2 separate regions of the Homo sapiens genome follow, and region 2 is linked to region 1. The links are chromatin loops, found by intact Hi-C in ENCODE. Cell type or tissue: mammary epithelial cell. All regions are shown on one strand. Links, peaks and the distances in the headings refer to the core of each region. The heading gives the core; the rest is flanking DNA.

What was found. Hi-C counts contacts between places; a loop is a spot of excess contacts. Peaks named below come from ENCODE experiments on the same cell type or tissue, not always from the same donor. Only the 100,000 strongest peaks of a DNase experiment are listed, where the experiment ranks them.
Region 2: a loop joins it to region 1, with 8 times the contacts of the local background. A loop is called at or near these places in 7 of 110 quality-filtered maps.

The regions. Positions count from the first base shown.
Region 1 is chrX:152,814,639-152,825,314 of GRCh38, forward strand. No RefSeq gene overlaps it. Among named protein-coding and RNA genes, the nearest start is that of CETN2, 11 kb to the right of the region's middle. RefSeq lists an enhancer at 4,556-5,755. In mammary epithelial cell, for the core only: CTCF peaks have their summits at 2,653 (motif pointing left) and 6,719; no DNase peak of the experiment used is centred there.
Region 2 is chrX:152,920,458-152,931,133 of GRCh38, forward strand. It overlaps ZNF185 (zinc finger protein 185 with LIM domain), which reads left to right. Exons shown (of 25, transcript NM_001395254.1): 10 at 250-291; 11 at 1,716-1,799; 12 at 2,263-2,352; 13 at 8,118-8,204. LOC124905237 (a long non-coding RNA gene) reads right to left here and starts at 6,701. Exons shown (of 2, transcript XR_007068368.1): 1 at 6,462-6,701; 2 at 4,892-6,242. LOC105373372 (a long non-coding RNA gene) reads right to left here. Exons shown (of 3, transcript XR_007068369.1): 2 at 10,518-10,676; 3 at 9,798-10,429. In mammary epithelial cell, for the core only: a CTCF peak has its summit at 5,971 (motif pointing left); a DNase peak (open chromatin) is centred at 6,024.

The sequences.
Region 1 (10,676 bases), core at 1,771-9,770:
TTTAACACTTGCAGGTCTGGCCACTCAAACCTCACACGTGATCTTCCATGTTCTCTCTTTTCATTCATCTGCCAGCCCGGTGCCAAAAAAAAAAAAAAATGCCAGTGGAGATCTCTGAGTGCCTAGGGGCCCCTGGAACTACTGGACAAGAGGAAGCTGGATGTCTAATACCCTGAATAAAACAGAGCCCGGCCTCCACCCCAACCCACCCCCACTGACTTTGAACATGAGTGAAAAATAATCCTTTATTGAGTCAGCTCACTGAAATACAGAAATTGTTTGATGAAGCAATTAACCTGGCCCAACTAATACACTATCTCTATGCTAATGACAACCAAATATTTGCATTATGGGCCTGTTCTTCTAATTATGCATCAAATGATTGACAATGCAGCCCAAACTGATGGGACAGATAGTTTTTTTTTAATAGATTACTAGGAAGTCACAGATATTCATGCATACATTCATTCATTCAATAAATGTTTATCGAGTGCCTACAGGCACCAGATACCGTGCTAGAAACTAAGGTTGCAATGATGAGCAAAGATAAAACCAGTCCATTCACTCACAAAGTTTACTGTGAGCCTGATGACAGCTGATTCTCATGTCTCATTATATTCCAGCTGCGAGAAACTTCTGTAGCATTTGCTGCTTCATGCAAGCCCGCTACCCATAAAACTGAGGCTTCCCCTCTCTAGATCCTGGAATCCACTGTTCTCTCCTCTATGAAAGGGTGCAACTGGATATAATAGTATAACACCCCTTTCTCTTAAGTATTTTGTCAGTTTTTTATTGTAGTAAAATATATATAACACAATCTTTTTCAATGTAACAATTTGTTGCTAATTCAGTGGCATTAAATATATTTACAATGTTGTGTAACTTTTACCACTATCTATACCCCAAAATTGTCACTATCAACAAAAACTCCATGCCCATTCAACAGTAACTCCTCTTTCCCCTTCACCTGAGCCTCCAGTGACCTCTATTCTACTTTCTGTCTCTAAAATTGGCCTATTCTAGGTACCTCATATAAGTGGAATCATATAATATTTGTCCTCTGTGTCTGGTTTTTATCAGGAAGCGTAGTTTTTAATAGTACATCCACGTTATAGCATGTATGAGAGTTTCATCCCTTTTCGTGGCTCAATAATATTCCATTGTATGGCTAGACCATATCTTGTTTATCCACTCATCTGTTGGGATGCACTTGGGTTTCTACTTTTGGCTATAATGAATAATGTTGCTATGAACATTGGTGTATAAATATCTTTTCAAGTCCCTGTTTTCAATTCTTTTGCATCTATATCTTGAAGTGTGATTGCTAGGTCATATCATAATTCTATGCTTAACCGTCTGAGGAACTGCCACACTGTTTCCCAAGGTGGCTGCACCATTTTACATTCCCATCAGCAATAAATCCAGGTTCCAGTTATTCCACATACTTGCCAACACTTGTTATTTTCCTTATTTTTTTATTATAGCCGTCCTAGCGTGTCCTAGCATGTGTGAAGCTGTATCTAAGAACAGTTTTAAGTATAAATGTTATATATGAATACAATTTTGTTCTGACAAATTCAAACCCAGAATAGAATTTAAAAATCCACTTCACTGTAGCCACGTCCAACCTCCTTCCCCTCTCCAGAGAAAATCACTGTTAAAAATTTGGTATGCATCTTTCCTGATCTTGTTCTCTGCATTTGTGTTCTTTTTTTTTCATATATGGATTTTTTTTTATGGCAGAATTTTTATATATTTATAAATCAGTTGGGAAAAGGTAAACTATTCAATAAGTGATGCTGGAACAAATGAGTCTCCATATGGGTTCAGAAGGAAAATTTTGCCACCCACCAAAAAATTAAGATGAAATAGACACGAAACATGGAAAACAAAACTATAAAACTTACAGAAGAAAACACAGGAAAATATCTTCATTATACGTGGGCAAACACAGATTTCTTTTTTTTTAAATTTTATTTTTCCATAAGTTATTGGGGTGCAGGTGGTATTTGGTTACATGAGTAAGTTCTTTAGTGGAGATTTGTGAGAACCTGGTGGACCCATCACCCAAGCAGTATACGCTGCACCATATTTGTTGTCTTTTATCCCTTGACCCCCCTCCCACTCATCCCCCCAAGTCCCCAAAGTCCATTGTATCATTCTGCTTTTTGTTTTGTGTTGTTTTGCATTTGTATTCTTATGTGTGCGTGAATGCAAGATTATGCGTAATGGAAACATAGCCATTCTGTCACTGTCAGTTTTCTTCCTTCTTTCCAACTGTTCCACTGTTGTTGTTGTTTTTTTCTGTTAGAGAAGTTCCACTTCGAAAATTTTGCCCTTTAGCTTGTACTGCTGGTTATAACGTGGTCTTTGATTTCCAGGAAGAGTATGCTGTGTTGGCTGAAGTCACTAGCAGAAGAACTTTGGTGTCTGCCTCATGTAGAATGCATTGCCTAGGTCGTCTCAGGCCTGATCTGAGCTGAACTTCTCCTATCACATATGCCAACAACTCTTTATGCTTCTCTCTTTCTCTGAAATTACCTTCTTTTGTCTGGAAAAAAAAGGAATGAGGAAGATTTTTCACCCCTTCAGAGAAAACAACTATCCAACAGGACGAACGTGGGAAACAGCCAGTGTTTGGTGAGAGATCGCCCTCTGCTGCCTGTGTTAATCAGGGTTCTCCAGAGCAGCAGCCAATAGGAAAGATAGATACATTTGTAAGGAGTAACATAATACATATAAATATACATATTTAAACATATATATTTAGATTATAAATATAAATCTATGTCTATATTATATATAAATATATACAAGTTGGTTATAAGGAACTGACTAACACTGTTATGGAGGCTGGCAAGTTTCCAGATCTGCAGGGTGAGTTGGCAAGCTGGAGATCCAGGAGAGCTGATAATGTAGTTCCAGTCAGAGTTCGAAGGCCTGAGACCCAGGAGAGCTGATGACATAGTTCCAGTCCAAAGCCCAGCAGGCTCAAGACTCAAGAGAAGCCGATGCTGCAGTTTGAGTCCAAAGGCAGGAAAAAGCCAATGTCCCAGTTTGAAGGCCTTCAAGCAGGAGGGATTCTCTCTTACTTGGGGGAGAGTTGGCCTTTTTTTTCTATTCAGGCCTTTAACTACCTGGATGAGGCCCACCCACATAATGGGTGGCAATCTTTACCCAGTCTCCTAACTCAAATGCTAATCTCATCCAGAAACACCCTCACAGACACACCGGGAATGACGTCTGACCAAATGTCTGGGCACTCCGTGGCCCAGTCCAGTTGACACATAAAATTAACCATCACACTAGCCATATGGGCCTTTTAGGGAGCCTGAACCCATAGCAGGAAGCTCTGGTGCCTTGAGCAATTGTCCGGATGGGCATTATAGGCAGTTAAAATTCTAAGCAAGAAAGATTAAGAAAAAAACAAAAGCGTGTAGGCCAAACTGGAGAGAAAGAGAGTGCAGTGGCAATGCTATTCGGGTTTCTTTCCTGCTCAGAACCCCGTGATGACTCCTCATCCCCCATAGAACATACCCTTACCTTATGGGGTTTGTGAGGCCTGACTCACTGCCTGCCTCCTGCTGCCACCACACATGCTTCTTCACTGTTCCTCACTTGTGCCAAGCCTGTTGCTGTTTCAGGGCCTTTGCACTTGCTGTTCCATCTGCCTGGGCACTCTTTCCCAGATCCTTACAGGGCTTCATGGCAAGGCCTTCCCTGACCACCCTCCCCAAAATAGCACCCCCTCCATCCATTTCCGCCTCCTTACCCCCCTTTATTTGTTTGAGCTTGTTTCCTGTCTTCTTCACTAAAATGTAAATTCCACGAGGCCAGGGACTTTATTTTTTTTCTCTGCAAGGCCTGGATCGGAATAGGTGCTAAGTATTTGCTGAGTGAGTGGATAAATGAATAAATGAATAAATGCAAAAGATAGAAGGAGGGGACAGATCTAGTGATGGATAAAAAGCACATACGAAATGGTGTGGATCCTAACGAATAATTAATCTGGGGAAAGCTAAAGCTGAAAATGAATTGAGGCTTTAAGAAAATGCTGAAGACAGATAAGTAAAATGCCTTTTAGTCAGTGTAAGGAAGTGTGAGAGCAATTTCTTGGAAGAAAATAAATCCTCTTTTGTTGGCATTTTTCCTTCCAGAAGATTGATCTTCAAGCTAAAGAAAAGTTGGAGGAGAGGGAGGAGAGAGAGCGGGAAATCCAGACAGCTGGTGAAGTTGCTAGATCCCAGAGGCTCCAAGGAGCGATTGATTGCAGGGGATGTCTAGATAGTGACAGAGAAAGCGTCATAGAGATCCCCAGGCCCCAGAGCAGCAAGGAAGCAGCAGCCTCATGCCCTCAGGCATGGCATAAAAATAATGCTAGAGCTGCCTCACTGAAAAAAATCCCGAAGGGCCAGGAAGCAGGCTGAACTCAGCCAATGTCTGTATGGACAGAGGATCTCTAAACCAGCCCCCACCCCCAAACACACACACACACACACACACACACACACACACACACACACACACAGAGCTATGGCACAATGCTATGGGTTTGCATATTTTTCTCCATGCCCCCCAGAATGATGTCCAAATCTAGAGCAGTGGGTGTGAATCTTGGCTCGTGAACTCTTTGAACAAATCTGATGAAAATTGCCACATGTGCATTATTTCAGGGAATTTAAGGAAATTTCAGGAATTCTCCTCCAGGCGATTCATGGACACCTGAAATCCAAGTGCCCCAGGTTAGAAACTCCTGTTCTAAGGGTATATTCCTCAATTGCAGCACTTGGATTAATGATGTAACTCCTTAACCCTAGAGTTGAAGATTGCAGCCAAATTCTTAGTGTATTCATTCAACAAATATGTATTGATTGACTGTCATGTAGCTTATTTAATCCTCACAACTGCCCTTGAAGTAGATTATATTAATACCACCCTCACTCTTGACAGATGAAACAAACGAGGTACTGGGGCTTTGGGTAACTTGCTACAGGTCACTCATTTTGCACTAGTCACTAGTAGGAGCAGAGCCAGTGGTGGAACCCCAGAAATTCAGCTTTAGAGACATTTTACTGCTACCCCACGATGCCTCTTACGAGGTTGGCATCTGTCTTTCAGATAGCCCCGTTCACCCTGAAAACATGTCTCTTAGACTACATATAGTAGGTTAGACATGAAAATCCCACCACCAACGACATCCGGAGGCTCTGTCACCCTGCCTCTGCTTATTCATCGTTCCCATGGTTTGCTGACTCAGTTTTAATCATTGGTTTACCTTCTGGATCTATTTGTATGAGGGATTGCACAAATATTTCCCCACATCCAACATCTCGCAAGGAGATGGACTCACGTGCATGTTCAAGTTCAGTCTCCAAGTTGAGAAGAAAGCTTTCTGGTAGCAATGCTGCACACACCCAGGGGCTCATGGATCTCTCAGGAGAGGCCACATCCAGTGTCCATGAAGTCATGAGTTCTGCAGCATAGATTCCAAGTTCAGCTTTTGTTTCATCAACATTACTGTGTGCACTTCTGGTTGAGACACTTAGGGGAACAGAGAAAGTTCTTCAGTAAAAGAGAGGATGTATGAGCTTCCTGTGGCTTCTGTAACAAAGTACCCATGGACTGAGGAGTTAAACAACACAACTACATGGTCTTGCAGTTCTGGAGGCTGGAAGTCAAAGATCAAGATGTCAGCAGGGTGAGCTCCTTCTGAGGGCTGTGAAGAAAGGATGTGTTCCAGGCCTCTCTCCTTGGCATGAAGATGACTGTCTTTGCCCTGTGTCCCTTCACATCATCTTCCCTCTACACGTGTCTGTGTCTCTGTCCAAATTTCTCCTTTTATAAGGAAATAAATACTGTAAATATATATATATTTTGCACTATAATACTGGAAATATTTATATATTCCTAGTGTTTATTTATATATGTATATTCCCAGTATTCATATATGTATATATTTCCAGTATTTATTTATATATTTATTTGATATAAGGAAATACTGGTTGTATTGGATTAAGGCCTACTGTTGTAAACTCACTCTAACTTGATTACCTCCACAAATACCCTACCCCCAAATAAGTTCACCTTCTGACGTCCTAGCAGTTAAGACACCAACATATGAATTTTAGAGGTCACAATTCAACTCATAACAAGGGATAATGGTCAGGAAGAAAAAGAGCCACAGAATGCTAGACATTTTTAATGAGTTAATAAATCCTTGCTATAGGATCAACAAACTTAGTAAGTTAATAAACCTGATGATGGATGGATGGAGCATTGTACCAGGCACAAAGCCCGGCTATGATGACATCAAAGGCACCCTGCTCTCTTCTGTTGAGAAGTGTTCAAAGTAGTTAGGGAGTCTCAATGAGCCCATGTAGCAGGTAAGCAATCTTGATCGCTCACACTCAAAAATGCAAATGTATCATTTTGTTCACTTATAGCTAGACTTAATAGGGTATCCATTCAAATGACCTGTCATTCCATCAGTGCCCACACCTGGTGACTTTTTCCAAGGGGTCCACAGCCCCACCAGGATTCTCCCCACTGTGGCATTATCTCCATCACACCCCAAGGCTAGATGAGACCACAGCCCTCCAAGGCTAAATGAGACCACAGCCCTCTTGGGGCACTAGGAAGATCCAGCTTAAACCACTGCTGAATTCAAGGTAATTTAGTGGCACTGCCTCAGAACCTCTCTGTCCTGGCACCCCACCTAGTGGCAAGGGACATATCTGCAAGACTGCTGTCTTCCAGAATTCCAGCTGGGACGCAGTCCTCTATTTGAAAACAAGTTTTCTGGAAGGAGGGAGCTCTGAGGAGGAGTTTCACAAGGAGAAGAACACAGATTTGGGATAAGATGGGGGGACAATATTTCAGTAGGGACAATGACAGAGACATGAGTACATATATATATAGCAACTAACTTTATATGAAGGGAAACACACATAGACATGTATTAAGGACACGGTGTCCAAGTCAGAGGGAAAAAGAAAAACAGGCTAATTAATGAGCAGCCATCATCTGTGGCAAAGAGGCATCAGGCTCTACGCTAGCCTTTGTTTGCTGTCTTTGACCTCTCTGCACCTTTGTTTTCTAGATGAGCAAACTGAGGCTTGAGGGGGTTGAATCCTTTCCCCCAAAACCACAGCTGCTGGGTTGAAGAGTTGGGATTTTAACCAGGGGCGGCTGAATCAAAAGGCTAGGTCTCTTCCCTGAGCAAAATAATGGCATGACAAAGACAGTACTGCAGATTGTCTTGGGAAAAGACAGGACAGGGAAATCAGCTAGGAGGACATTTCAGCAATCTGAATTTGAGTTGAGGTGGTGGCTTCAGAAATGAAAAAGAAAGGGGTGGATGAGTGTGAATACTGTAGGGAAAGTCTGGGTGACATATAAGGCAAAGACAAAAAAGAAAATGAAAATGACATCAATCCTCTAAACCACTGCATCAGAAAGATAAAGGCAAACGGTGGTGGTTAAGGAGAGGCTTGGAAGACCAGATGACTGGGAGGCTGCAGGGAAAAGCTAGAAATGAGGGTAACTTTAGCTCCAGATACAGCAAGTGCTGATGGCGATGTTCTTTGAAATGGGTCCACAAACCCACATAAGAATTTGGAGGGCTACTGACAGAGATTTGGGTCAGCAAATGGGTCCGATATGTCCGAGCATGGCACACAAGGATGATGTCTCAGCTTCACAGCTGCAGCTGATGCAGAGGCACTATTTTTGCTACAACTGAAGATGTGGCCATTCCAGCGGCTTCCAGCATGTAGGACGATGAACTAAGCAGGTCATGAGACATGGAGTGGAGAAAGGAGCAACCTGCTGTAAGATACTTCTCACTAATGGTGATGGAGGAGCTAGCTCAAAAAGGGGTAGCTTCTGCACTGTGCAGGAACTTGACACCATCTGGACAGCAAGCCGGTCCAGTCCAACTGAAGGGTGACTAAGTGTATAGTGGGCTGCCTACTGGCCTAGAGTAGTGACTAAGTTGCAATTCTCGTTAAACTGTTGTTTTGAGTGTATTACTTCCTTCTAGCATATTGTCAAAATTCTAGTATTCAAAGGTGTGACAAAAACATAAAATAAAGTTGAGCAGCCCTGGAATACAGTTATCCTTGACAGCAGGAGTCCCTCAAGGGAAGAGCTGCTCTAAGATCAAGTTTTGAGGTTGGCCCAATGACAGTCAGACATCCTGGCACTTGAGGTTGCATTTGAAAGGTCAGCATTCTCAAAAGCCAGATTGAACTTTAAGGAAATTTCCCCCAGTGGATGGTAGGGAGCCACGTGGTCCCTGAGACACCTGGGTCTAACCTCACAGTCTAACTCCTAGGCTTCCTAAAGAGGTGGTTAAACAAGAAAAGTGGTAAAAAATGTGTTCTTTCTTCTCTTCCCGGTCATCATAGAACTTAAAAAAATCTCAGTCCCAGCAGCTGTTCCATGTCTTACAGAGACAGAAACTGAACCACCTCCTTTCTTAAATCATTTCGTTATATCAGGCTTGAGCATGTCTACCAACAAATTCTGCTGTTCACAGTAGTTCTAACACTTGGAAGCAAAGAAAAGACGAATCTGCTGGACAGGTTTTTCAAGGAAATTTAGCACAACCCTAAGTTATTAAGGAGGCCCACAAGACCAAACACAAACTGACTATTCTCCCTCTCCGTCCCCCTACCCTTCCTCCCCTCCGGCTCTCTGGTCCATCCTCAGGGAACTGGCCTGCATTCCCTAGCCCTCTCCACCATCCCGCCAGATCTCTCTAGTCCAACCCCATATCAACTGACCTCTGCTCTCTCTCCATCCCCATCCCCTTATCCCCCCCATCCCCCTCTACCTCTCTGGTCCAGCCCCACATGAACTAACTCTGGGCTCAATCTCCTTCCCAGTACCCAGTCCATTGTGAGATGACCTCTCTTGCTCCCTATGTCTCTAAGCCTTTGCACCTGTTTGCTCCATCTTTGCATGAACTAATCTCTGCTCCCTCTACTTTTCCATCCCCCTCAACTCCTCTGGCATCCCTCTGGTCCAGCCCCACATGAAGGAACCCCTGCTCCCTCTTCCTCCCCTTTTTCTCCAACTCTGATTGAACTTTTTAGTTCAACCTCACATGAAGCAATCTCTGACCTCTCTAGTTCAAAATTCCACCCCCACCCTCCTGCAGCTCTCCAGTCCAACCCCGCATGAACTGCTCTCTGCTCTCTCCTGTGCCCTGTCTCCCCCCATTGCACTACTGCCCTCTGCCGCAGCTGCACATGAATGAATCTTTGCCCTCTCTCCAGCCCAATCCCTACACGCAACCGACATTTCTTTGGTCCAGCCCCACATGAACTGCCCTCTGCTTTCTCTCCTGCCCCTTCCCCACCACCTCCCTACATTGGTCCGTCCCACGCTGCATGAACTGACCTCAGTCCCTTTACTTCTGATCTTCTCCCACTCCCCAGTGTCCTTCTGGTCCAGTCCCACATGAACTGACCTCTGTTACCTCTCCATTCCAAACCCACCCCACTCCTCCATCTCTCTGGTCCACCCGCAAGGGCTGACCCCTGCTACCTCTGTCTCCCTGCCTGTCCCCTGCAGCTCTGAAATGACCGGTATTTGAACCCACTCACCCTGCCTCTCCCTCCCTAACAACAAAATGGGAGGCAGGGCCCAGTCTTTTCACTCCTCTCCAATAGTATATGTCTTTATGCAATCATATGCCACCTTCACACCCCTTAGAACTTACCCAGTCACTCTCCCTACATCTCTCTGGTCCAGCCCTCCATGACATGAACTCAGCTCCATCTCCTTTCCTTCCCCTTCCCCACCATACATCTCTGGTCCAGCCACACGTGAACTAAGCTCCGTTCCCTCTCCTTTCCCTTGCCCCACACTCCGGCTACCTCTGCAGATACAGCCACACATAAGCTGTCCTCAGTGGCTTTTCCTTTCCCTCTCTGACGCTCTGCATCTCTCCAGTGCAGCTGCACAGGAGCTGGCCTCGAATGCCTCTCCCATGCCATCCCATTCAGCCTTCTGCATCTCTTGGTACAGCCTACATGAACTGACATCTGCTCCCTCTAAGTGTGCATCGCCACTTCATCCCCCTCCAGCTTCCTGGGCCAGCCCCACATGAACTGTCATTTCCCCTCACTCCCTCACAACTCTATTGTCCACATGAATAAGCCACTAACTCTACAAACCCACCCACTGACACTCCCATGAAAACTCAGCTGCATCCTCACATGAACTGATCCCTGCTCCCTCTCACTCCCTTCCCCCTACCCCTGCTCCCCTGCACCTCTCCGGGACACCCCATGCACGGATCTTTTCTACTTCTCTGTCCCTATCCTCTGCAATTTCCCTTCATCTCTTGGTCCAGCCCCACGTGAACTGACCTCAGTTACTTCTCCATCCACATCCTCCCCCGCCTTCAGGACTCTTTTCTGCCTCCACATGAACTGAGCCCAGCTCCCTCTCCTTCCCCATCTTCCTGATCCCTTTACAGCTCTCTGGTCCAGCCCCACTGACTCATGCTCCCTCTCCGTCCCCATCTTCCTGATCCCTTTACAGCTCTCCGGTCCAGCCCCACTGACTCATGCTCCCTCTCTGTCCCCATCCTTCCACTGAATAACTGCACACCTATGTTAGAATGGCTGCCAGGCAAAGACCTTATGTTTGCTTTTATCCTCAGG
Region 2 (10,676 bases), core at 1,475-9,474, 110 kb after region 1:
CCTCAGAGCTCCAGCCTTCTCTGGCTGATGAAAGGGTGGGTGGAGAGATCACCCCCAAGGGCCTTCCTAGCTGAGCCTTCTCAGATTCTCAGATGTACTTTCTAGAAAATGGAGAGGTCTGGCGGCTACCACCAGGGACAGTGAAGTGCCGGGAATGGAGAGGGCCCAGGACCCTCTGAGGTAGAGCGGTCTTGATGTCACCTGCCCACGGGCTCTGCCCAAAGCATTGCCTTTCTGCTTCCTTTCCAGCAGTCCTACCCAGGAGACACAGGCACCGTTTATCGCGAAGAGGTAAGTGTCATCAAGGGACACCTTGGAGGCCTGTTACTGGCCACAGGAAGGCCTTCCGTCAGCAGGGGTGTAGTGTGGGAGCTGTGGAGAGGGGATGTGGATGTGGGGGACTACTGTCCCTGAGCAGGGGGAGTTGTGAGGGGCTGGGGGCTTCTGTCTGGAGGCCTGGCAAGCACCTGGGTGGCTGTGGTAGCATATGTGGTCAAGCTCTTCCATTTGCCAATGGCTAATGGGGCTGGGCCCCTGACCCAACGTGGAGCATTTCCAAGGCCCTCTGGGAGTTGTTCCCCTGCCCCTGTTGCTTGCCTGATGCCTTGCCTTCTGCTCTCATCCAGGATCAAAACCTGGGCCATCAGGAGAACTTCCCCTGGGAGGTGACTGTGACATTGGAGATGGGCCCTAAAGGGTGAACAGGGCTTAACAGGGAATGATCAGAACGTCGGGATACTCCAGCTGAATGAGGGAGGGGTGTCACCATTAGTTGAGACAGGGCACCTTCTGGAGGAGGAAAATATTCGGGGGAAAGCAAGAAAGAAACTTCTGGAAACTTGAATTTGAGGGACTTCCAGTTGAGTGGACAGGGAAGGCCTCTCTCTGTGCTGAGGTGGCTAGCTGGGGACTGCAAACCCAAGAGAAGACAGCATGCCAACTGCCCCAGGCAGAGGGCCCCAGTGCACAGGCCCGGGGTGGGACTAGCTTGCTGTGTTGGAAGACCAGGAAGTTGGCAGGAATACAGAGAGCAGGGATGGTGGCAGCACAAAGGAAGTGACAGAGAACGGGGGGCGGTGGGGGGGTCTTCCTGGCTGCATTTGGTTCCTGTGGTTTCTGTAACGCAGTACCAAAAACTGAGTGGCTTAAAACATCAGAAAGGGATTCTCTCCCGGTTCTGGAGACCAGAAGTCTAGATCAAGGTGTTAGCAGGGTGGGTTCCTTCTGGAGGCTTTGAGGGAGAAACCATCCCAGGCCACTCTCCTGGCTTCTGCTGGTGGTTGGTGATCCTTGGTGTTCCTCGGCTTGTACCTGCATCACTCCAGTCTGTGCGTCTGTCTTCACATGGCCTTCTCTTCTCTGTGTGTCTGTGTCCAGATTTCCCTCTTCTTACAAGGACAGCGGTCATTGGATTTAGGACCCATCCTACTCCAGTATGACCTCATCTTACCTGATTACATCTGCAAAGACCCTATTTCCAAATAAGGTTACAGTCACAGGTTCCAGGGGACATGAATTTTGGGGGGACACTATTCAACCCAGTATGCTGTCCTTATCCTGAGCTGGAGTCACTGAACCCCCAGCCTGGGCCACCTCTTGGCCGTGATCCTGAAGGGTTGGGTCAGTTAGACGCCACTGGAAGCATGTTCTTTGAGGCCTCCAAGCTCTAGGGCAGCCAAGAAGACCACGAGCGCTGTTTCTCTTCTTGCTCAAAGGGTGGAGGTGGTGGAAGAGGACGGGCCTTCTGAGAAGAGCCAGGACCCACCTGCTCTGGCAAGATCCACTCCTGGCTCAAACAGGTAATCCATTGCGCTCATCTCTGCCTGGGGCTGGTGGCTGCCATACCTGCCACTCAGTCACTGAGGAACCTCAGTCAGGGCACCTCCATGCTGGGCTTCGAGATCAGTGTCCCCATGTGCCCAGTGACAAGACGGGACAAAGAAATCAGTAAGAGCCCATCTGGCTGGATGTCCCAGGGCTGAAAGGAGCAAAACAGTCCAGCCCCCCGGGAGAGAGCACCTGGCTCTGGTCTGATGAGTACGTATCTGTGTCACCTTAACCCTTGCACCACTGAGCCTGGTGGCAACTTGAACACCCCAAGAAAAAGTACCATCCTTGGGGTTTGAGAGGGCCAGCCACCATGGCAGTAGCATGCCATTGTCAGACTTGCTCCTTGCACTCCAATAAGTTAGCCACATTCAGCATGCCCAGGGAGGAGGCTCTGACATCTCCAGAGCCTCTCACAGCCACCTTCTTTGCCAGTGCGGATGGAGGCAGGACCAAAGCGTCTCGGGCAATTTGGATCGAGTGCCTGCCAAGTATGCCTAGCCCCGCTGGGAGCCAGGAGCTCAGGTGGGTGCCGAGAGCTGACTCTGGCTTGTGAGTGGGTGTGATGGCTTCCCGCCAGCCTGGCTGGCTGGTTCTGCCAGCTGGGGAGGGTCTGGCAGTGGGGTGATGGGGCAAGGACAGGCTGAGCACTGGTGATCTCACTCCAGGAAGGGCCGTGATTTGTCTTGATTTCTGATCCCTGAGAATCTGGGCAGATAATGGTGCTCTCTTGTCTGTGGACAACTAATACCTTCTTGTACTTTGTGCAGAATGGTGCTAAGTCCTGCAGGGAGAGCCACCACCTGCTGTTGCTGCTGTTTAAAGTGCCTGCCTGGATTGAGACCTTTGCTCAAATCTAGGTCTCCTAAGAGCTGCATCTCTGTAGCACCCTTGGAAGACCCCTGCATCCAGAAGGGGAGAGGGCCTGTCCCTACCGGTCACTTCCCAGGCCCCCAAGGGCTGTTCAGGCTCTCCTAATACCATAGCAATCCCCCAATTTGAGCTCCACAGCCATTTATAGACAGGTGACCACTGTCCTCAGGGTTACTTCCTCAGTCTGGGAGGGAGACAGAAATGCTGGCAGAGGGAGCCAGGAGCATGAGGCCAGCTCCCTCCATGGCCCCAGGCAGCAGACTGCCAGGGTGCTTCTCCTTTTCACTCTCTCCCTCTCTTGATCTTCTCTGGTTGTCTGACTCTCCCCATAAGAACTTTGGTCCATAGAAGATGTGGAAAGGAAGATTTGAGAATTCTTTACAAGGCAATATCTAGGGCAGAGCTCCCCAGTCTTTTTGGCACCAGGGATTGGTTTCGTGAAAGACACTTTTTCCACGGGACGGAGCAGGGGATGGTTTCAGGATGAAACTGTTCCACCTTAGATCATCAAGCACCGGATTCTCATAAGGAGCGCACAATCTAGATCTCTCACATGTGCAGTTCACAATACGGTTCGCGCTCTCATGAGAATCTGCTGATCTGACAGGAGGCGGAGCTAAGGCAGTAATGATCTCTAGCTTACCTCCTACTGTGCAGCCTGATTCCCAGCAGACCACAGACTGGTACTGATCCTCAGGCTGGGGTTGGGGACCCCTGATCTAGGGGACTTGGCAATTGAGGGATATGGGGGCAAAGGCTGCCACAACAAAGTATTGTACCACACCCTGGGGCGCTTAAACCACAGAAACGTATCATCTCCCACTTCTGGAGGCTAGAAGTGTGAGATCAAGGTGACGGCAAGGTTGGTTCCTCTTGAGTCTCTCTCCTTGGCTGGTAGACTCCATCTTCTCCCTGGGCCCTTATATGCTCATCCCTGTCTGTGTGTGCCTGCGTCCTAATCACTTCTGTTTTTTTGAGACAGAGTCTCACTCCGTCGCCCAGGCTGGAGTGCAGTGGCACAGTCACCACTCACTGCAGCCTCGACCTTCCAGGCTCAAGAGAGCCTCCAGCCTTAGCCTCCTGAGTAGCTGGGGCTACAGTCACAGGCCACCATACCCAGCTAGTTTTTTTTTTTTAAATTTTTGTAGAGACAGGGTTTCACCATGTTGCCCAGGCTGGTCTGGAACTCTAGGACTCAAATGATCCTCCTGCCTTAGCCTCCCAAAGTGCTGGGATTGCAGGCATGAGCCACCGCGCCCAGACCCTAATCACTTCTTATAAGGACATTGGTCCAACTGGATTAGGGCCCACCCTAACAACTGTATTTTAACTTAGTCACTTCTTTAAAGGCCCCATCTCCAAATGCAGTAACATTCTGAGGTCATGGGGGAGTTAAGACCTCAACATATGAATTTTGGGTGGCACAAGTCAGCCCATAACAGTATACAGTTCTCATTTCTCCTTATTTCTCTTTTAAAGAAAGGCAATAAATGGTTTCAGGTGCCTTTCTGTTTGTTCGTTTGTTTGTTTTGTTTGTTTTTGAGATGGAGTCTCGCTCTGTCGCCCAGGCTCTGTCGAGTACAGTGGTGTGATCTCGGCTCACCGCAGCCTCCGCCTCCCGGGTTCAAGCGATTCTTCTGCCTCAGCCTCCCGAGTAGCTGGGATTACAGGTGCACGCGACCACGCCCGGCTAATTTTTGTATTTTTAGTAGAGACGGGTTTCACCATATTGGCCAGGCTGGTCTCAAACTGCTGACCTTGTGATCTGCCCACCTCAGGCTCCCAAAGTGCTGGGATTACAGGCGTGAGCCACCGCGCTTGGCCTCAGGTGCCTTTTAGAAGATAATATAGGAGGCTGGGCATGGTGGCTCATGCCCGTAATCCCAGCACTTTGGGAGGCCAAGGCAGGAGGATGGCTTGAAGCCAGGAGTTTGAGACCAACCTAGGTAACATAGCAAGACCCCATCTCTACAAAAAAATAAAAAATAAAAATTAAAAATTAGTTGGGAGCATTGATGTACACCTGTAGTCCCAGCTACTTGGGAGGCTGAGGTGGGAGGACTGCCTGAGCCCAGGAGTTTGAGGCTGCAATGAGCTGTGACCGCACCCTTACACTCTAGCCTGGGTGACAGAGCAAGACCCTGTCTCTAAAACAAGAAAAAAAAGAGAGAAAGAATGGAGGAGAATTAGATTGTGCTGTATTATAGATTTAAAAGGCACTTTGACATTTATTCCACAAAATTCCTTTCGATGTTTAATCCCCATCATATGGTTGTCATTGCAAGGTGGCTTTTTAAGTTTGCTCAGGTTGCCATAACAAATAAAGGCTAGAGATTCAGGGTCCGGGGCAAGCTCCCAACAGGAGGCTCAGCTTGATGCTTCTGATAGTTCTTTCCTCCAATTCTGGTCACTCAATATTTGGAGCTCACCCAGGCAGCTTCCAGGAAAGCTGCTGGCTGATCCTGACCCTGGAGGGCCGTCTTCTCTGACCCTACCACGTTAGGTGCTGCACTGGACCAAGCAGCCACCATCAGTACTCCCAGGCCCAGCTCCTATCTGCCTGGTGTCTGAGAAGCCCAGCCCGTGAGGAACAATGACTCAATCAAACTCAGGGTCCTGCAGCACTTCAGAAAAGGCTGGTTTGTGGCAGAGTGGAAGAGGAGAATGTCACAGCCTTGTCCCCAGGCACAGACCTATCGAGGCTACCCTCTCCCCACCCCCTGCCCTGCCCTGTTTCCCTTAGCTACAGTGCAAAGGTCAGCTCCTCATAACTCTTGCCCCCCTTGCAACCTGAACCCAGTTTAGGGACCCTCTCTTGGAGAAACTGGTTCTACACATGCACCCCTTCTCGGCCCCCAGGCCTGGCTGCTTTACCCGAAGCACTGGTCAAGCTTGCCTCACCTGACCAGGGCATGGCCTCCTGGGTCCCGGTCCTAGGCTCTGCCCAGCATGCTGCCTGGCAGAGCGTCTGGGGAGCAGGGAGTAGGAGCACAGCTTCTGGCACAGGACAAAACCCTGGCTTTGCATCAGACTGACTGTGTGACCTTGAGCAAGTCTCTTCATCTCTCCATGCATCAGTTTCCCCGTGGATAAAATAGGGAGAGCAGTAATAGCTACTTCCCAAGGCTGTCCCAAATGCTAAATGAGATCGTGCACCTGAAGTACTTACCACAGTGCCTGGGTGCTGGTATCCTCGGGGGCTCCCAGTCATAGGCGTGCTGAGCTGCAGGGCCCTTATTCAAATACAGGAAGAGATCAATATCTCCACCTGCTGGCATTTGAGGGAAATGTGGCCAAAGGCAGTGAAAAGGAGGTATCCCCTCGCCCCACATCCCCGCCTCCTCGCTCTTTGGCAGAATGAGTCACACACTGTTTGGCACAGGCCACAGTTGGTCGCATTCCCACAGGTGGCTGTGATCAGTTTTGGGCTTCAGGCTTCAGCAGATGCCTGCCTCTCTTCCTTGGGTGCCTTCCAAGGGTGTGCAGCCTTCCAGCGTGGTCCTGGACTTCAGCTTGGACTGGAGCTGTCTGTGGTTGAGAGTCTGGGGAGATGGTGGGGTAGCGGGTTGTGGGGGAGGAGAGACCCTTGTATTAGTTTACTGGAGCTGCTGTAACAAGGTACCAGAAACTGAGTGGCTTAAAACCACACGCATTTATCCTCTCACAATTCTGGAGGCTGGAAGTCTGAGATCAAGGTGTCGGAAGGGCCATGCTCCCTCCAAAGGCTCTGGGGGAAAATCTGTTCCATACCTTTCTCTTACCTTTTGTTGCCTGCAATCCTTGGTGTTTCCTGGCTTGCGCCCGCCTCACTCCCATCTCGGCCTCTGTCTTCGCGCAGCCGTCTTCCCTCTGTGTCTGCCCACATTGCCCTAGTCTGACATCAGTCACTGGAGCAGGCTGGGGTGACACTTTGTTCCCATTTCCTCTGTGACAGAGCCAGAAACGCCAGTGAGAAAATATGTTGTGCTTGCCTGTGACATCCCTGTTCCCTGGCACCACCTGATTTAAATGAGGCAGCCAGGGGTTTTATACTGTCATCATAAATGACATCATCCTCAACAACGATGTCATCGTCGTTATCACGAGAGGAGATGGGGAGAAGTCAGAGCTGTCTGTGTGTCTAGGGCCCCTCCTGGCTTTCATGATGGGAGAGGCCTTGTCCTTGGTAGCCCTTCCATTTCCCTCTGGTCACTTTGAGCACTCCAGGCCCTGGCCAGGGTGGAAGTGGAGGGACAGAGATGAGCAGCCCGCTGACCCAGCCCTCCATGGCTCATTCCTTGCTTTCACCTTGGCCACTCCATCCCCTACCCCTCCTGGGACCCCTGAGTGGCCTCTTTAAAGTGCCAGTCTGAACCTATAAACCCCCCACCTCCACTTCAAGCCCATCCTGCATCTTCCCTTTGCCATACCAGATCTAGTCTGTACATTCAGGACCCCTGCCAGCCTCTACCTCCTCCTCCTCCCCCGATCTCCCTTCAGCTGGCCTGGGTCGGGCTATGCCTCCATGAAGCTTGTCCACTGCTCCCATGGCTAAACCTGTTCTGGGCCCTGCAGCACAGCAAGGTCAGTTTCCATGCCTCTCTGCCCCTGCCTGACCCTGCTGGGCCCAGAGCTTCACCAGGGCAGGCCTGGGGCTCAGGCTTGTCTGCACTTCCAGGGCCCAGGGACAAAGGCAGGAGTGACTGCAATGTGGCTTGGAATTAGGCTTTGCTCCATGGACCTAAGGAGGTCTGGTTTGGGGTGAAGGGTCCACCCCCAGAAAGCCTGGGAGCTCTATATTCTCTCTGGCCCTGGCCACACCATGGCCAAGCCTGCTGGGCGTCATGCCTTGCAGTACGGCCAGAGAATGCATCAGACTTGGAGGGATGTGTGTCCGGGGTGGCCTGTGGTCATCTGGGGGAGGGCTCTGAGCGTGGCTGGCAAGAGGAAAGCTCAAAGGGGCCCTTTGTCCTCATCCCCGAGTCTGCGACATCCCCTCCCACTGGTTTTCATTCCATATTTGGTCTGTGGGTTTTCTCAGTCTCTCGTACCCCTCAGTCCCCACCAGTCCATGAATGCAGAACTACCCCTGGCCTCACAAATGGCCACTTTGGATACCCTGGTGGGGTCACAGGCTGCGGTTGCCCCTGCAAATGGTTGGTAGAAGCACGGGTTGGGAGGTTTCATTTCTACCCAGAAGGGCCCTTGCTGTGCCTGAGGGAGGGCTGGGCTCAGGTCAGGGGTGGGAGACCGGGGAAGGGGCCTACAGGTCAGTGGCCCGAGCTCAGCTGCAGCACCAACAAGGCTCAAGGCCAAGGAGGAGATGAGAGCACATCAAAAGGGGGCAGTGGGTCTGGGCGGCCCACCGCACTCACCAGCCCAAGAAGGGGGAGACTTTTCTCACCTGCAACCCACTGGGTCTCTCCTTTGGCCCGCAGCTCAAGAGGTGAGGAAATTGTCCGCCTGCAGATCCTGACACCCAGGGCAGGACTCCGCCTGGTGGCCCCAGACGTGGAAGGCATGAGGTATGGGGGTCCTGCTGCTGTCCTGGCTCCCTGGACACCATTCTAGAGATGGAAGCAGCAGCCTCAGGTGGCAAATGATGAGGCCTAGGGCCGGCTCTGCCACTGTAGGGCCAACAGGTTGATGGGAGGCATGGTCGACCTGGGTTTTCTGCCCCATCTCATTCTTTCACTCAGAAAACCATTATGGAGCAAGCGCTTAGTCTGTGTAAGGGCACAGGCCCGACCCTGGGACACAGTAGTGAACAGGACCCCCTGGCTGGAATTGCCATCTGCCTGGTGGGGGAGGCAGACGCCGACATGAGCATGAATGAGGTCAGCCAGAGATGCTGTGTGCCAGGAGCCCCTGGGAAGTGACAGCTCAACCCTGCCAATTGCTGAAGATGGGACCAGTCAGCCGTGCTGGGGATGTTGGTGGGGGTGGGAGGAGGATTGGGTCTAAGGAGCCCGTGAAGGCCACTGAGGCCATTGCCCTGCCTGTGTGAGAGGGCCACTGGGAATAGAGTGGGGTCACTGGGTCAGAGTCCACAGCTCTCCATGCCACTAGGCTCTGTGCTGGGGAGGGGTGGGTCAAGGAGGCCACAACCAGCAGGGAGCACGAGGGGCTCAGCCTCTGCCCTGGGGTGGGGGTCAGACAGCCAGGTGACATGCAGGCAGGATTCGGGGGCTGGGGTGGAGGCTAGGAGAGATCCGAGCAGGGAGACTGGGCCCCTACCTTGTGAAGGCCAGGGACTGGGGAGAGAAGCGGGAGTGTACACTGAAGGTCATCCCTTAATCCCTGGGGTGGCAGGAACTTCGAGCAGAGGCCTCTCAACAGTGTGGTGGGTGGGAGTGCTTGGGGAGGGCTTCCTGGAGGAATTGACATCCAAGATGAGTCCTGAGCGATCTCTAGGTCCCTTTACCCTCCTCCTTGGCTCCTCCCACTTTAATTCTGCCCCCAAGGCACCAAGTCCTGTCCACTTTATTTTAGAGATGTTTCCATCCCTATTGCTCTGCCCCTGGCCCAGGCCTCCACTGCTACTCACCCAGTTGTCTGCGACCGTTTCCTACTGTCCCATCCCTGGACTCCCTTCCACATCTACCTGGGTGATGTTTCCAAAGGGCAGAAGTAGTTATGCCAGCCCCCTGCAGAAAGCCCTGCAAAGCCCCTCCCACTATGCTCTGCAGCCTGAACTCAGTACCTGGCCCCACCTGCAGGCTCCTCCCTCCCTGGGCCTTTCTCTGTGCAGGCTGGAGGCTCTGCCTGAGATGCCCTTTCCCCTCTTCATCTTTCTGTTCCACCTCAAATGTCCTGTCTTCTGGGTCATGTCCTTCTCCTGAGTTTCTTCCCCAGGCAGCATCTGAGGGCTTGTCGATTCTGCATGGCAGCATCCATTCTGCATGGATGTAGATACAATCACTATGCCCATTTTACAGATTAAGAAACTGAGACCCTGAATGGTTAAGTAACTTGCTCAAGGTCACATGGTCCAGAGCAGGCAGATCCGCTCAGCCTGCCCTACTCCCACCTTCCACCTTCTGCACCATAGCTCATTGTACTAGTTGGGGCAGGGAGCAGGGGGACAGAGAGGGGTGATGGAAAGACTTGGCATTTGCTGAGTGAACTCATTTGACGAGTTTATTCGTAGGCATTGAAGTCAAAATTTCCAGGAGGGAGGTATTTTAAGGTTTGTGATTGAGGTTTGAGAGAGTGATTAGGGCTCAAGAGATTTCCACGTTATATGCAGACAGAATAGAGCTGAAATCATGAGCGTAAACTAGCTTTACATGGGGCTCATGGTGAGCCAATGGAAGCTGGGCACCGACCTCAGTATGCAGGTGGCAGCCACCTGGCCAGCCCTCCTGGGGACAGCTGGGCGAGGGCAGTCTCTTCTCGCCATGTTGAGAGTGGGCCTCCTGAGGGCCAGTTGGGAGTTAGTGGGTGTGCAGGCCAGTATAAAGGAGAGGCAGGAACAAGTGGAGATCCCTGCTTCAAGGGTGGCAGTTGACACCTTGGGAGGGGAGGAGACAGCCCAGCAAGTGGTGGAGCACGCCAAAGGGAGGAGAAAAAGGCGGAGACCAGGAAGGTGTGTGGCCAGGGAGGTAGGCAGGTGGTGTTGACAGGATCAAGGGAGGAGGGGTGGTGAGAAGGCTGGAGTGGCCCACTGGGTCAGCAGTACTGAATGGTGGTTTGAAATAATGATGGGACTGTCTCTCCTGGATTTGACAACATGGGGCTCCCTGAGGACCTGAAGGAGAACAGAAGGGGGCTTAAATTAGGAGATTAGGATCAGGGATATAGTCCAGAACTCAAATCCCAGCTACTCCTCTTATTACCTGTGAAATTTGGGGCAAATCACAGGGGCTTTGTGTGCCTCCGTTTGCTCATCTGAAAGATGGGCATGGGTGATAACAGTGCCCATATCCTGGGGTTGATTTGCAGAGTTAATGCATATAAAGTCACGAGAACAGGCTCAAATGCTCAATCAACAGTAG